Regions from separate parts of the Homo sapiens genome. Here all the other regions are linked to region 2. The links are chromatin contacts, found by Hi-C or POLR2A ChIA-PET in ENCODE. All regions are on one chromosome and are shown on one strand. Each heading gives the region's core, a stretch centred on a gene start or an enhancer-like site at or near the end of the contact. The rest is flanking DNA. Distances are from core to core; before and after follow the strand shown.

Region 1 (4,128 bases), core at 112-2,611, 480 kb before region 2:
TAAATCAGAGTGGGGCAGGGGTGAGGCAAGCAGATGATTTAGGGTGAGAAGAAATAAAGAGTCCACAGAATAAGGAATGAAAAAAAATCTCTAGAAATCCTCTAGCTTGTGGGAATTAACAAAGGAATACTCTGGGTTGGCCAAAGACCCAGCTGACTGAAAACAGTGCAATCAAGAGCCAACTTACCCAGGAAACAGATGTGCAGGAATTCCAAATTTCCTGAAGTAGTATGGGAAAGTAGAGTAACTGACTCCCAAAATTTTTTACAAACTCAGAAAGGAGTGAAAAGAAGGTAGGCTTTGGAGAACTCCTGGATGAACATCTTGCTTACAGAAAGTTCACATGGAGAATCAATGGCAGGAAAGGTAAGAAGGGCACTGCTACATGTGGTGTGCTCATTTCAGACAATGAGCACACAGCAACATCCAGGATATTCTCCTGCCTTAGAAGGAATCACAACAAACTGTAAAATACCAGGAATGAGGAGATTTGTCCAGTGGAGATACGTTGGGGCAGTCACTGAAAGAGTGAAAATAGCTGCCTGGCTTGAGAAAGCCGCCTATTTGAAGCCATTCTCATCTAAAAGTATAGATCAGCAAGTCCAAAGTTATAATCATCACTCCATCCCCTACAATCATCGTGAGTGATTTTTTTCTTCAACACTCAAGTCAATTCCACCAACATTTTGCTGACACTGTATTGGGAAGTGTGGAAGATAAAAAATACGTATTACCGAAACGTGGACCCTAACACAGGGACACTCACCTCTAAGTGGAGAATGTAAATGGCCCTTGCAACAAACTGACCCTGAACTCCTTGACCTTCAACTTTAATCTTCTTCAGTCTTTTTCAGCCACACCCAACCATAGCCACTTCTTTGGTATTATCCTCCCTAGTACTCCTCCATCATCAAGATCTCAAACTCTGAAATTCTTCTAGACTACAAACTATTATTCTTCTGTCTTCCTGGTACCTCATAATTTTTTCTGTTTACCCTCGTCGTGAACTCCAGACCCCTTGAATGCTTCTATTCAAGCCGTCTCTTGGTTTCACTTGCCCCCTTCGTAGCCTAGACACCATAGACATGCGAAGCGACTAAAGACCACTAGGTGGCAGCAGAGCCCCAACTAGACTGTCCCCCAGCTTGGGCACCAAGTCAGATTATTAATATTTATAATGAAAGCCTGAAGTTTGAAGGGGTAAGACAATAGTGGAATTAAACAAACAATAGCAAATAATACAGGGAGGTCAGTCAGCTGGGGCCAAGAAGATCTTAAGCCCCATGCAAGTGTAAACCAGAGAAATGGTGAGACCTCAGCCATTGGGGAGATGACAGGTTACTCTCAGGTTAATTGTCTATAATCATCTCCTATCTGTCTACATGGGTAGCCTTTCCCCTGCTTTGAAACATTTCCTGCTAAACAACCCTTAACGATTTTCTATTTAAAGATCAGTTAATGTCACTAGGCCTCCTGGAATCCTTTGTACTTAGGCAATTCCCAGCACTAGATAAAATCAAACTTCTTGGCCAGGCATGGTGGCTCACGCCTGTAATCCCAGCTCTCAGGGAGACAAGAGGCGGGAGGATAGCTTAAGCCCAGGAGTTCGAGACCTGCCTGGGCAATATAGCGAGACCCTGTTCTCCACAAAAAGGAAACAAGAAAAAAGACAAAAAAAAAATCAACCTTCTTATCTCTCTTTCTCTGGGCAGCCAGGTGCTTGGCAGAAAATTACAAAAGTCTGCACAGTGACTTAATTCTAAATATGTGATATGTAACCTCAGTGGTGACTTCAATGTTCAACTTTCATTCTTCATGAACTTCTTAGGGGATTCCTCATGGAAGTATTCTAAGCCTTCCCCACTCCCTGAAATCCCTTACCACATTTCAGCTTCCCCAACTGCAGCAGTTGAGCTCACATCCTCCTTTATCTGGGGGGCTGAGGTCATCCATCCTGTCCTCTCTGAAGCCCTTCTCTACTGTAGAAAGAGCATAGGAGCTACAGAGTCTTTCCGGGTAGGTGTACCCAGTCGGATGGAGAAGATAGAAATTCCACCCTCTTCAATAGAAAGTAATAAAAATGGATATCCTGTATCTCATCTCTGAATCAACTTACTCCCCCAAAAGATGTTACAAACATTACTAACTGGAGTGTTTTCTAAACCATAGGAAGGAGCCTGAGGTGACGTCTTTTACAAATTTTATCTGGAAAGGCAATGCTTTCAAACTATACTCCAGCAAAATATGCTCCCATCATTAAACTTCAACTGACTTTATCCTATCCCGGTGGCATGTGGTTTGTGTATTCAGTCCTTCATTTGATAAATACTTACTCTAGAGACAAGCCTCATAGCCACTACACATACTGCCAAATACAGAGATGATGGAAGACTTGTATGTCTGATAATGAATATTGAAAGGGAAGAATCATTCATCCAGAATTTATGAGAATCTCCCTCCACAACTATCAAAAGAGGATCTACCCACTGGGCTGCAGGCATATGGCAGTGTGCTCTGTCCTTAGGATCAATCAAGATGGTAAGTGCCTCAGGCTTAAGTTATTTATTATAATCACTCTTCTGATATGCAAATCATTTTCAAAGGTTTTCTGGCTACTGAAAAGATCATATATGACCAGCAGGCAGGTGCACATATGTTTCAGTCGGCTTGATGGATATATCTCTCTGAATAGTTATGTAAGATTCTACTATATTTATCAGTTTTTTAATGACTAGATTATTATGGATCATCCCCGATATTATTCCTGAGTGGACTAACAAAAATACATTTTTAGAAATAATTTTTTAAATGTCAAAAACTGTAGACTGGACCTTGGTCTCAAAATGACCCTACTAAGGTACTGACAGCCTAAAAGATTCAGCTGGAGCCTCCTGTCTTTCTCTTGTTATTTTTTTTTTTTAAGACGGAGTCTAGCTCTGTCGCCCAGGCTGGAGTGCAGTGGTGCGATCTCAGCTCACTGCAACCTCTGCCGCCTGGTTCAAGCAATTCTCCTGCCTCAGCCTCCTGAGTAGCTGGGATTACAGGTGCCTGCCACTGCGCCCAGCTAATTTTTGTATTTTTAGTAGACACGGAGTTTCACCATCTTGGCGAGGCTGGTCTTGAACTCCTGACCTCGTGATCCACCCGCCCCAGCCACCCAAAGTGCTTGGATTACAGGCGTGAGCCACCGTGCCCGGCCTTCTCTCTCTCTCTTAAAGCCAAGGGTATTAAACACACATCCATTTGGAACTGTATTAATTGAGGTTATGTAATTTAATTGATGTATCAATATTAGTAAACTAATAAATCAATTTTTAATAAATTGAATTTAAAAATGAATTTAATTTGTGGAATTTGAACTGTATCCATTAATTGGGGGTATTCATCAAAAACAATTGGGTGTAACATAGGAATATAAGACCTATATCAAATATTTGGAGGGCTTTCATTAGGAATAGGAAAAGACCCGTTCCGTGCCGTCACTGCATGCAGAATTGAGATCTACAAATGGAGGATAAAGGAAGATGGCATTTTAGCTGCACGTTAAGAAAGACTTGCTAAACACAAGATTTTCTCCTAAATATTCGTTGGGAAGTGAATTCCTGATCCCTAGAGGTGTTTAAACATTAGCCAGACTGTGTGTAATATTGAAGATCTAGAAGACCTCCAGTGCCTCTGGGCCCCACCAGCCTCGAGTCTATGATTCTGTAACTAGGCAACTTAACTTCAAAATGCATTTTAAACGTTTTTTTTCCTTTCTCTTGGATTTCAACATATAACCTTGAAGCAAACTGCAGAAGCCTTTTTCCTTAGCCTTAAAATGGACTCCACGTCCCTCTTTCTCACCGAATATAGTCCCTTCACATTTATCTAACTGCATGCTAGTGTCTAAAGGCACATAATTATTATGGGGCTAATTTTTAGGCAGACCAAGTCTGGAGACCCCGCTACAGAATTCCAGAGATGACTTCAAGGTGACTAGTCAACAACCCAGCCATTGTTAAGATGATGCCAGCCTGAGATCCAGGTGGCCTGGGACCCAAGACAGCCACCAGAGCAAGACACACAGGCATTGGAATCAGCACAATTCCTGCATGCCTTCCTTACCAAGTTTTCCCATTTTGAACT
Region 2 (2,569 bases), core at 1-2,500:
GACAAAGCCAGACTCCATCTCAAAAACATAAACAAAATAGAAAGGAAGCAAATTAAATTACGCTTTTGAAAGAAAGCAATTTATTAGAAGCCAAGAGAAAAGAAGTGATGTGATGAGAAGTGGAAAAGGACAAGAAGACAACAATGGACTAAGAAAGGAAAAGGACCATAATAAGCATAAGAAAGAAGAGGAATTGTGTGGTGGTCAGAAGAGATATTGTAGAAAGGAGGGAATGGCAGTCATGTGAAACGCGAAGCCGCCATCCCAGTCAATATGGGTGGGATGATGGGAACATTCCCCACATCCTAAAATATTCCCACAATGAGCTGGCTGTTCGAACATTATAAGGCTCTTTTCTGGTGTGTGTGCATGTTGCTTGTATAAGGCATATGCCCCCGACAGAAGTAATGTATTCAACTTTTAAGTCACTTAGTCTTTGAAGAAGCACTTTCAAAAGCGGATTTTTTTTTTTTTTTTTTTCCTGGAGGGAGGCTGACGGGACTAGAACTGAGGAAGAGTGTGGAAGTATGTCATAGCCATGGGCAACAGGTGCTGGCAATGTCAGAGATGAACTCTGCCTATTCACAATACTGTCAAAGTATAATTTTGAAAAAGCTAAAGCCATAATTCCCAGACAATTATCTAGACACTCTTACAAAGTGACGCTGTGTTAACTCGACTCATAAGAAATCAAATGTGTTAATGAAAAAAGAAAGGAACTATTTAGAGCTATTTCAGGCAGGGGGTGAGAAAACGGGGTAAAAGACAGGGGAAGAAAAGAGGGGGAAGAGGCGTTCCTGGAGGCGAGAGAGCCTGAGAAGGTGTGGGAAGCTTCGGGCTGGTGGGGGTGCATCGGGGAGCTGCCGCTGAAGTAACAGGGCTGGACGAGGGAGCCAGGGAGTACGGGGTGGGGGGGAAGACACACCTCCAAATTCAGCATTTCGGACTCTGAGGACTCCTCGGATCCCGCCTCGCCCTCGCCCTGGTCCTCATCTCCGTCCGAGTCCAGCTCCTGATAGCGGTGCATGAGCTGCTGGAGCAGGTAGGAGGAGGCTATGTTAGAGCTGCCTTTCGTCTTCTGCCCCATGGGAAAAGACCAGCAAGGCTGACGCTCTTTTTCTGCGCGAAACTGTAACGATCGGGCTCCAGTTCGGGATCTGCCCAAGCCTCTCAGGAGAGAGGCAGCTCTGGTCCTCAGGAGAGCCCTCTCGGAGGTCGCCATCTTGTTTAGCGGGGTTGCCTAGGAGACTGACCCCAGGCAAGGGGAACCGCGGAGGATTCTGGGGCCTGTAGTCTCCTCCGCGCGTACTCGCCTTCTGCAGGCGGGGCAGTGGGCGCTCCACTTGACTTTTCTTTTTCTCAGTCTCTTCTGTTATTTTTCTCTCTTTGGTCTGTTCTGTTCGCTTATCTTTCCTGTTTTCACCTCTTTTCGCTACACCCCCTTTCTTTGTCTCCAGCTGTTTCCTCCCTACCCTGAGACCCCTCTTAGAGCTTTGTCATCCCACGATAGGATCGCAGGTGCGCCACCGTTGCCGCTTCATTCCCAAAGGGCTCTTTCCGCAGAGTCGTACTTTAGAAGTGTCTAATGTCTCTAAAGCAGTCTGTAGGAAAGCTAGTACCACTGAAATTTATGCAAAGCGCGACGCTAGGAGATGAGGGTGCATATAAGTGAAATAGAAGGCATGGTTCCTGTCCTTATGATTTAATTGCAGATAATAAAGAGAAACTACCAGACGACGCCTGAGAGCTGATTTCCAATTAATTTACATTCCCCACCCCCACCCCCCAATGATAAGCCTTGTCCTTGGGGAGAAAAACTGGCAGTGGTCTTACAATCCAAACAGAGAGAGAAAAAACTGCTGTCAAATTGACACTGTATCTGAAAGCGTCTGAAAAGCTATTAGCATCCCATAAATAATTATATTAGTCAAGTGACCTGCATTGGCAATTATTTTAATCTTGTTGCACAGGCTCTCTTTGCAGTTAAAAAAAATACTCTTTCAAGATAACAAAGCACGATTTTATGCTAGTGTGATTTTATGTGACCCAAATCCCATAGCCTTAAGCTCCACAACGTCGACACTCTATAGAAAAGCAGAATGAAAATTATAGTAACTATTATTGCCATAGTGATGACAATAGAGATCCTTGCAGGGAAGTAGCCCTCATCCTTCTGGCCTTACAGGGCCTTTTCTGCACGCTTCAATGACAGCAGTTGCAAATACAAAATGATCCTGTCAATGGCTGTCAGGGGAGAAGGAGAAAAAATCCTTATGGACACCATCCATTGACGATTATCTTTCTCAGTGCTTGAGGGACCGTTAAAACTGACATAAAGCTTTCAGAATTACCTTCCTTCATTATCTTGCTAGTCATAAATGTAAAGGCCACAAGCAAAATATCTCTTTCTGCCAGGCTCATCTTGCTTTTTGCTTATTTCTTTTTCCAATAAGTAGAGATTCCTCCAAGGGAATTTTCCCCACCCTTACCCTCGTAGGGCCTGGCTTCGGCTAAGTGACATAGGGAAGAATCAGGCAGAAAGTGTAAAAATGCAAATCTCGATCGTTTT
Region 3 (3,951 bases), core at 251-2,750, 310 kb before region 2:
TTTGCAAATTAGTCATGGGGTAGCTTCTTGGAAGAGGGTAGCATTTTCCCTTAGAAACAGCTTTATATATGATGTTTCATGTACGATGTTCCTACCATCCTATTTAGTTGCATCTTATTTCTTGGATGTCCCTGCAGAAGGGTTGCAAAAGGATAGTACGATAAGATCTTGGTCCTTACAACTTGTTATTTTTCTGCCACGAAAGTAGAGGAGATTTCTTTCTATGTGTGTATGGGTAGCTCTAGGTGAAAAACTTTGCATAATTTTCTGTACAGGGAGAAATACGGCAATAATTTCTTCTTCTTCTTCCTCTTTTTTTTTTTTTTTTTTTTTTGAGACAGGGTCTTGCTCTGTCACCCAGACTTGAGTGCAGTGATGCGATCATGGCTCACTGCAGCCTCAACTTCCCCAGCTCAAGCAATCCTCCCAGTAAGCTTCCCAAGTAGCTGGGACTACAAGTGTGCACAACCATACCTGGCTTTTTTTTTTCTTAATGTAGAGTCTCACAATGTGGCCCAGGCTGGGCAATAATTTCTTCATGGTGGGGTGAGGGAGGACAGAACAGGCCATTCTAGGTTAGATGTTTCTAAGTTGGGCACAGCATGTGTAAAGCCTGTTCGTTCCTGGGACTGTGTGGAGGGCAGATGATATTCCTACCAAAAAGAAAGCAGGTGAAAAGTTAGATAACATGAAGAGTTGAAGGAAGTACGTAGCTCCAACTACTGTGTGGTAGAATTCTTCCCTGACCCCAGCACCTGCCCTCTCGATGTATGTGATTCAAATGCTGCTTGGCTAGAATGGGATATACACCAGCTGGTCTCTGCCGGGTCCCTGGCCTGCCTTCCTCACCAGAACATCCCTGACAGTGCCTAGGCAGTCTGGGTGCGCTTGGTCCTACAGCAAGGACCGGTAGGCTTCCGAGCACCATGGCCAAGCAAAGGGGGCGAAGGAAGCCTCGGTCATCGAGTTCAGCCTGTGTGAGCAAAAGGAAGTCCCCATCCACACTCGCCACTCCCCGTCCTTAGCCTCCTGAGCTTATAGTGTGGTGTATGCTTCCCCCTTCTGGCCACAAATGGTCAACAATGATTTTTGGTAATCCCTGGTGGGAGGCCCTGCTTACTGCTGGGAAGTGGACCTTCCTAGTAACAGCGACGACAATGATACTGTTGCCAGAGCTATTGATGGAAGTGGTACAATCCAATAGGTGCAGTAAAAAGCCCTTTACATACACTGTCTCATTTAATCCTCAAAGCCAGGGGTCCCCAACTCCCGGGGCCACAGACCGGTACCAGTCCATGGCCTGTTAGGAACGGGGCCGCACAGCAGGAGGCGTGCGATGGGCGAGCGAGCAGAGCTTCATCTGTTTTTACAGCCACTCCCCTCTCGCATTACCGCCTGAGCTCCGCTTCCTGTCGGGTCAGCAGCGGCATTAGCGTCTCATAGGAGCATGAACCCTACTGTGAACTGCGCATGCGAGGGATCTAGGCTGCGCGCTCCTTATGAGAATCTAACGCCTGATGACCTATCACTGTCTCCCATCACTCCCAGATGGGACCGTCTAGTTGCAGGAAAACAAGCTCAGGGCTCCCACTGATTCTACATTATGGTGAGTTGTATAATTATCTCATTATGTATTAAAATGTAATAATAATATCCCGAAACCACCTCCCCACCGCCAGGTCTGTGGAAAAATTGTTTTCCACAAAACCAGTTCCCGGTGCCAAAAATGTTGGAGACTGCTGCTCAAAGCAATTTTGTAAGGGATGTATTATTATCCCCACTAAACAGAAGACAAACTAAGACACAGCAGTTAAATGACTTGTGCAAAATACGTGCTGATAAACGCAGCAGGGCGGGGGTTCACGCCTAGGTGTGTCAGGCTTCAAAGTCCGCGCTCTGGGCCACTGTGAACATTCCCGTTTCTGACGGGCTGTATTCTGGGTGGGGTATCCTCTGTCAACAGAGACATCTGTCAGACCATTCCTGCCCTTTTACTTCCATCAGTCCACATTCTGGCATCTTCCGTGTCATTTTTCCTCTTCACTTCTTGTGCTCCTCGGCAGATCTATGACCATCCCAGCCTCTTTCTTTTCTTCCTGATCTTTGGGCAATTCGCCTCCCTCCTGCTTGCTTCAAACATTCACTCTTGTGCAGCAGTTCTTTTCTTATTTATTTATTTTTTGAGATAGAGTCTCACTCTGTCGCCCAGCCTGGAGTGCAGTGGCGCTATATCGGCTCACTGCCACCTCCGCTTCCCAGGTTCAAGCGATTCTCTTGCCTCAGCCTTCTGAGTAGCTGGGATTATAGGCACCTGCCACCACACCCGGCTAATTTTTGTATTTTTAGTAGAGATGGGGTTTCGCCATGTTGGCCAGGCTGGTCTTGAACTCCTGACCTCAAGCCATCTGCCCGCCTTGGCCTCCCAAAGTGCTGGGATTACAGGTGTGAGCCACCGTGCATGGCCCATGCAGCAGTTCTTAAACTGGCACCCACAAGAGGTCTGGATTGAATCCGAGAGGTCTGTGAACATGGACATGGAAAATATTACATTCTATCGTGAATATAGAGAACAGAAGTGGGGCCTGTAACTTTGTCACAAATAGAAAGTCACAGCTCTTGCTATATCCCATTACTGTTACTAGGAATATCTCACGATGTCATCTATGTGCATCACTACTTTGAAATTACCAGAGTTATTAAACCTGTCACTAGACCTGTTATTTAGTCGTTAATAAAAAGCCTATATATTATCATATTACAAATTTGGTTTTTAAAAATATTGTGATAGCAGTCTTTCAAAACTAAAGAATTCCTTGGTAATCTTGTGTGTTTAATTTTATGTACTTAAAAACATTTTTCTTAGAAGGGCTCCAAAAGCTTCCGCAGCTTGCCAAGGGGATCCTGGCATGAAAAATGATGAAAAGAAAACACACTATCCTTGATTTTATGCCAGCTTTGCACCTCCTGACCCAGCCCATATAATGTAACAGTGACCCCCTGTAAGAGGGTTGCACTTCTCCAAATAGGAGGACCACAGGATTTCTCTTCCAAACAGGGACATTTGAGTATAGATAGAGTGATACTAGCATAACAAGAGTAAACTGGAACATATGGCCACCCCTCTCAAATATCAGGTATTCTGGAAACTGAAGAATTAGATAAGAAAATGCCAATGTAATTTACAAGAATCAACATAGAAACACCCTATCTGTAAATATGCTACTGATAAAACTAGATTGTCTCCTAAAATCCAACCAGAAAAAAATAACTAATATGAAATATATCAGCTTCAAATGAAATAATTATAGCATATAATAAAATAACGAATACTAGTGTATCACTTGCTATGGACAGACATTGTCTTACAACAGCCCTCTGAGGTTGGTTCTATTATTGTCCTCACTTTAAAAATGAGGAAAACGTGCCCCAATCACACAGCTAGAAAGAGGCTGAGCTGGTAGCAAATCCAAGCACACTGGCTGCTAACTGTGTGCTCTGACCCACTGTCTCTCGTGTGTCTTTGTTAGGAAATTTCATGATCCGACTGGAATCCAGGAAAATCACAGCTGAAATACAAAACATCAGCCCTTATCTCCAGCACTGTACATGGCAGAAACTGCTTTTATTCTAGATGTCTAGATCCAGGTATTTGAAATAAATTCTCCAGAAGGGGGGGAGAAATCTGGAAAGTTTCCATAGAACAGTTGCAATATCCCTTTATAACTCTTGAGTTGTAAGTGATGCTGTCTCCAGATATTAGCCTTTTTCTTTTAGCTACAACCTCTAGCTCCCACGTCAGAGGCAGCATGGGCCAGTGATTAAGAATCGGGTTTGCAGTTCCAATTCCAGGCACCTATTTAAGCTGGATGACCTTGACTAAGTCGCATAGCTTTTTGCACTGCAGTTTTCACATCTGTAAAATGGAGATAATGCTAATGGAATGCAAAATGC

The links. A loop is a pair of places that touch in the nucleus more often than their neighbours do. ChIA-PET counts read pairs that join two places held with the same protein, here RNA polymerase II (POLR2A). Pooled maps may share reads with other maps.
Region 1: a loop to region 2 is called in a map of sigmoid colon, with 5 times the contacts of the local background. The contact joins the enhancer-like site here to the promoter of LRGUK in region 2. A Hi-C loop is called at or near these places in 1 of 168 maps with a recorded cell type or tissue (sigmoid colon) and 4 of 50 pooled maps. POLR2A ChIA-PET finds 5 or more read pairs at or near these places in 1 of 52 experiments (WTC11).
Region 3: a loop to region 2 is called in a map of CD8-positive, alpha-beta T cell, with 5 times the contacts of the local background. The contact joins the promoter of LINC03060 here to the promoter of LRGUK in region 2. A Hi-C loop is called at or near these places in 3 of 168 maps with a recorded cell type or tissue (CD8-positive, alpha-beta T cell, mammary epithelial cell and naive thymus-derived CD4-positive, alpha-beta T cell) and 8 of 50 pooled maps.

What each region holds. Positions count from the first base shown.
Region 1 is chr7:134,603,493-134,607,620 of GRCh38, reverse strand. No RefSeq gene overlaps it. Among named protein-coding and RNA genes, the nearest start is that of BPGM, 41 kb to the left of the region's middle. Within about 2 kb of position 1,361, at least 2 of the 41 ENCODE cell types and tissues checked have a DNase peak (open chromatin) inside an H3K27ac peak, as active enhancers do.
Region 2 is chr7:134,126,021-134,128,589 of GRCh38, reverse strand. LRGUK (leucine rich repeats and guanylate kinase domain containing) reads right to left here and starts at 1,250. Exons shown (of 20, transcript NM_144648.3): 1 at 926-1,250. The coding sequence starts at 1,222. RefSeq lists enhancers at 968-1,237, 1,348-1,397.
Region 3 is chr7:134,429,969-134,433,919 of GRCh38, reverse strand. LINC03060 (long intergenic non-protein coding RNA 3060) reads left to right here and starts at 1,500. Exons shown (of 3, transcript NR_183392.1): 1 at 1,500-1,606.